Linked DNA regions of Homo sapiens: region 1 is linked to region 2. A link is a loop called in an ENCODE intact Hi-C map of the cell type or tissue named here. Cell type or tissue: GM12878. All regions are shown on one strand. Links, peaks and the distances in the headings refer to the core of each region. The heading gives the core; the rest is flanking DNA.

Evidence for each region. Peaks named below come from ENCODE experiments on the same cell type or tissue, not always from the same donor. Only the 100,000 strongest peaks of a DNase experiment are listed, where the experiment ranks them.
Region 1: it touches region 2 in a loop (6-fold over the local background); 23 of 110 quality-filtered maps call a loop at or near these places.

What each region holds. Positions count from the first base shown.
Region 1 is chr1:234,729,860-234,732,665 of GRCh38, forward strand. It overlaps LINC01132 (long intergenic non-protein coding RNA 1132), which reads left to right. Exons shown (of 3, transcript NR_038856.1): 3 at 1-1,784. Among named protein-coding and RNA genes, the nearest start is that of LINC01132, 7.2 kb to the left of the region's middle. RefSeq lists an enhancer at 511-580. In GM12878, for the core only: a CTCF peak has its summit at 1,069; DNase peaks (open chromatin) are centred at 535, 1,242 and 1,662; H3K4me3 peaks cover 1,297 bases; H3K27ac peaks cover 2,374 bases.
Region 2 is chr1:234,839,955-234,842,760 of GRCh38, forward strand. All of the region lies in intron 2 of LOC107985365 (a long non-coding RNA gene), which reads right to left. Among named protein-coding and RNA genes, the nearest start is that of LINC02961, 81 kb to the left of the region's middle. RefSeq lists an enhancer at 2,221-2,290. In GM12878, for the core only: no CTCF peak of the experiment used is centred there; no DNase peak of the experiment used is centred there; H3K4me3 peaks cover 1,021 bases; H3K27ac peaks cover 1,294 bases.

The DNA of each region.
Region 1 (2,806 bases), core at 127-2,626, 110 kb before region 2:
GTGCGATAACAGTAGAGAAGTTAGTTAGGTTTTTCTGTTTTTTGTTTTTTTAAGATAATGAGAAAAGTCTGTAATATTCAGCCAAAATGTATCCTTGTGGCTGGTGTAGATTTTTGGCGAAATGACACTGTACATAATCAGAAGAAGGCAAACATGCATATTATCTCCATCTCCTTATAACTGCACGAGATAACATAAAACTGCAGGAAGTATCAAGCATAAGAATAAAAGCCGTCTATTGAAGTCTACGTGGCATCCCCTGCGTGCCCCAGGAACACCCTTCGGTGGATTAGGATGAGCACGCTGGAAAATACACACCCTGCCGCTGCATCTGGCTAATGCCAGGCCCCAGCCCCTGTTCCTTAAGCCACAGATCCCCTGAGTGTCTGTGTTGTGTCTGCTGGAATTTAGTTTAGGCAGGTGACGTGGCTCCAAAGAAAGTCACAGGCTGGTTTCTGCTGCAGAGATTTGTGTCCACTTCATGCATGTTTATTGCCCGTTAACTCTATATGAAGCCACAGCAAAGGGGAAGTGATGTTAGAGAGGTCACAATCTAGTTAGTGGGGTCAAGACAAGAGATGGAGACAGCAGGTCTTGACACTCTGGAATCATTCTGATTTGTAAATATGACAATTGATGAAGGGGAAGAGTGCCTAGTCTCCAGGAGGGATTTCCTGCTGAGACCCACCAGGTATACAGTCGGTCCTTGTCTGCAGTGACCCCAGAGACATTTATTGCAACACCTGCACATCAGGTTGCAGCAACTGTGTTCTGCCTGGCCCAGGACAGACTCTGCTCCACCTAAGAGTCAGCCTCTCCAAGGCAGCAGTGGGGTTGGGAAGAGGGGAGGAGGGACCTCCATGCTGCACCAGCTCCTACAGAGCCAGCTCAAGCTACATTTCAGGACATCTTGGAGGCTACTTCTGGACAATTGTGGATTAGCTAAGTGACAGTCCAGGAACCTGGATCCCATCCTGGCCAGGGAGTTGTGGCTTCTGAGATAAGGACTTTGTGCATTGGAGATAAACTGAAGTGTTTCTGCCTCTGCTCCCTCCAGGGGCGGCTTATGGCACAGGCTCACCAAATTGCAGGCCCCAGAGCACCTGCAACCTCAGGGAGCTCAGGGGCTTCCCAGCATGGGCAGGGGAAGCCACAGATTCACTTCTCCTACAGATGCACAGACCCTGGGGTGGATGGTCTAAAGCTCAGGATCTTATAATGCAGAGAAGATGGAATAGAGCAGGAACCAGGCCCCTGTCTGGAGGAAGGAACCAATAACAACAACAACAAAACTACTGACAATGTGCGCGCTTTACAATTTTCAAAGCGCTCTCATCTCAGTCAAGGAAGGATGCATTCTTTCCACAGGCTGACGTTCAAAACCCAACCACCAGAAACATGAAGATAAAACAAAAGGAACCACCAGAAACAAACAAGACACCTGTCCATCCTCCAGGTTTGCAAATCAGATCAAGTTCTGACAACTGGTAAAGAGGAAGATGAGAAGATCCTGCCAGATAAATTCTCTGGTACCTTCATTGATCTCATTCTTTCACCATCAAAGGGGAATGCAGTAGTGCCAGCAGGAGCAGAAAAAAAAAAAAAAAACCCTAAAAAGAACAAGAGAGACTAGTCAAAGCTAGTACAGTGTTTCCCTGGTACTGAGTCATACTTTTACAATGACCCAGGCCCACGGCCTCAACTGATGACAAATAATGAGAATCCAACAATCATTCTTTCTCGCATATTCACTTGTGAATAAATGCAAGAACTGGTGTATTTGTATATGCTGTGTTTATATCTACATGATTCATTAGATTCATTAAAACCCAACTGGTAATTAGGAAAAACACTCACAAAGTTAGAAAAAAAACAGCGACGTAGACAGTAAGTTTGAATTTTAAATGGAGAAGCATTCTGTTGGTGCTTCCTGAGGTGGCGGAGGGTGTATGTGTGTGAGGGCATTGGAACAGGAAGTTGCTGGGATGTGGACCTGAGCCACCAGCACACACAGCCACGCACAGGAGGCTGATGGCTGCGGCCCAGTCGCTCACATGCCAGCATCCCCACCCTGGCTAGTCCCGACTGCCATGTTCCCAAATCTTTCTGGTTCTGGCCCCCTCGGGCTTTCTCTGGCATCTCCGGGTCTCCTGGTAGAAAGCAGACTTCTTTGGTTGTGCACTCAGATCCTTCCCAGGACCTGGCCAATGTGGTGCTGTTTCTGCTCCAGGCCACCAAGGATAACCTCCCTGCAGAATCTAACTCTCCCTTGTGCCCACATGGTCCATCTCTGCCTCAAACCAGGAGTCACCGGCTCTCTGGAGAGGTGTTAATCAGCACCCACCCTCTACCTGGCCCTCTCCAGGCATGAAGACAGCCATGAACATGGACAAAGTACCTGCTCCCAGGGAGCTCACAGTCTAGTGGGTAGAATCCAAGAACCAAATGAATAACCACCTAAGTCAACTAGGAAATAGTGCATGGTGAGAACTGCTCTGTAGAGAATCAGAAGAGAATAGGAGAGGCTGGGCATGGTGGCTTACGCCTGTAATGCCAGAGCTTTGGGGGGCCGAGGAGGGAGGATCACTTGAGACCAGGAGTTCAAGACCAGCCTGGGCAATATAGTGAGACCCCATGTCTACAAAAAAGTTTAAAAAATGAGCAGAGCATGGCAGCATGCGCTTGTAGTCCCAGCTACTCAGGAGGCCGAGGCAGGACAATCGCTTGAATCTAGGAGTTCGAGGCTGCAGAAGCTATGATCGCACCACTGCACTCCGGCCTGGGCGACAGAGTGAGACTGTCTCTA
Region 2 (2,806 bases), core at 248-2,747:
GAGAATCTAATGCCTGATGATCTCTCACTGTCTCCCATCACCCCCAGATGGGACCATCTAGTTGCAGAAAAACAAGCTCAGGGCTCCCACTAACTCTACATTATGGTGAGTTGTGTAACTATTTCATTATGTATTATAATGTAATCATAATAGAAATAAAGTGCACAATAAATATAATAAATATAATGTGCTTGAATCGTCCTGAAACCATCCCCCTCACCACCCCAGTCCATGGAAAAATTGTCTGGTGCCCAAGAAGTTTGGGGGCCACTGCCTTACCTCAGCAACACATGACTAGAAGTGATATGTATCACTCTGGGCTAAGGTGGTAAGACATGCCCTCTCTGTCACCTTCCACCTCCACGCAGAATTCTCCAGGGCCTTAGGAGATGGCAGAGTCACATCCTGGAAGGAGCCTGGATCTCTGAGTTACCACCTGGAGGGAAGCCACCCACTGACTTGAATGAGACATAAGCATCAGTGGAAAGGCTCTGAAATTTGAGCATTTATTTGTTACTGCTACTAGTGTTACCCTAAGTCATGCAACAACTGAAAGGCAGTGCCAGAAGGCCATTAGGTTTCAAAGCATACAGAGTAGCATGAAGACACCAGGGCCATTAGTCTTTAAAGCCCGTGCCCACATAATCATAGCAAAATAGCCCCCAAACCATACTATAAGTCTACTGTTTACCTATGGTCTTACCCAGCCACCAGCCCAGAGTGGGGCTCTGGACTGAAGCCAAGTGGAGAAACAAGTGGCATCAATGCACCTAGCATGCCCCCAGCTATGCAACACCTCCCCAGCCACCCTTCTCTGCACAGGAGCTGAAGGTGAGCATGGCTCCCCAGACAGACTATCATGGCCAGCAGTGTCAGCAGGAATCTCTATCCCAGGGAAGGCTCTGAGAGCTCTAGCTTTACCTCCAATCCTCCTCCATCATCAAACTCAGCACTGGCTCTGCCTGGAGTCATATTTACATAACCAAACATGACCCCCACCACACTTCCAACCCACCCACCTCCCTGAGGCCATTGGCGGTGTTCGTGGCATCCTTCTTGCCTGCCACAGTGGCTGAGCTGAGCTGGGGCCACTTCCCACACTGACTCATGCCCTTGGCCCTTATCTAGTCACACTGCCCAATGGGGAATGTGATGAGCTCCCTGAGAATCTTGAGGGGGCTGTCTAGTCCCAAAGGGGCTGGAGACTCTGGATAGGAATTTGGGCTATAAAAATTCTCTACATTTTAGAGGATATTTTATCTCCTATAAAGCTCCCAATGTTTTATAGATTTGGCCCTGTCATAGTGATTGGCAAAACTGGATCTGACAAAAAAAATTTTTGAGCTATGCCAATAACTGTGATTCCTCTTTGTTACTCATTGAGTGTAAGGCGTGGAGAAATATTGTTTCTGCCATTCACCAGGTATAGGCTTTGAAAGAGCAGAGGTGGGGTCTGTGTGTATTTACCACTGCATCATCAGATCCAGATCTCAGCAGACTGCCTGGAACACGGCCAGTGCTCAGAAATATTTGTTGTCTAAGAGTAAGGGGCCCTCTTCATGAGCCATGGAGAATTGGAAAGCCATAATTTTGGAGGAATATTAAATTTTGCTTCAAACATAGGTATAGTCTTTGGCTAATTTGTCCAGACATGGTCCCTGCAAGTTCGAAAGGGATGTGACAGGTAACCCTACAAATAAGGGAAAAGATGCAAAGGGAGAGGATTCAAGCATTCCCGAAGACATCTGGGACCACAAGGAGAGGAAGCATTAATCTCCGAACTGTTCATTAACCCCTGCACTCCCAGACCACGCAATTTTCTAACACTCTCTCAGGAGAGGAGAGCGTGCTGGTGACAGATATAACATCGCGTGAGGCATCACAAGAGTTAGTAAGAACCAGGTCACTGCCCACTGCCTGATTTCTATGAAGACAGCATAGCTGGTCAGTGGTCAAAAAACAGAAGTGGGCCCCAACCCCGGAGACAAATGAGGAACTCCCCAGTCAAAGCCAATCGCAGTCTACTGGGGGATGAAAACAATGTACTTATGTGGTAAGCCTATAAAGAGGTGCTTTTCTGATATTTTCTAAAACCTAAGCTTTTTTTTTTTTAATTCTACACAAGGAAGTGTTACACAGAGGCCCTGTTACAGCTGTTGCTTCACAAAAGTTGCATCAGTTTTCAGTGGCAATATTAGCATTTAACTGTGCTAGAGCACCAATAGACACACACATCCTGAGAAATCAAGTAATTCATTTCCTCTTTCAATTCTAAGTATTTCATTGATGCATCCTTAAGTCTCTACGAAATGTGTTAATTTCCAGGGAAGAAAGGTAATCAGTAATGCTATTCTAAAATAAAACAACTAATTAAATTTTTTTTAAAAAAGAAGACAGAAGTAGAATCATTGCGACTATTTCTTGATTAAGTAGCCTAAGTACATTCATCAGTGGTGTCGTTTTCTGGTTTCCAACAACATAATTTTGTTTGTTGATTATTTTATCCAAAGATATTGCTATACTAAATATCCTGCCAACAGATGTTTCCTCCGGTTTATAGATGTTCACACTTGGTCCCAGACTCTCTTCTAGGTGCTGAGGATACAGCCGTGGACATCTAGCCCCAGTGCAGCTTGTATTCTGATGGGATAGGAGGTGAACCCCAGCAACTGAGCTCCTTTGTTCATGGCAATAAGCCGCCCAGAGCTGACTCCCATTCGGCTGACCACACTGGCTGTGAGCTGCAGCATTTCGGCTTCACGTCCAGGACCTCAGAAGTACAGCAGGAAACTTGACCTAGTCCTCT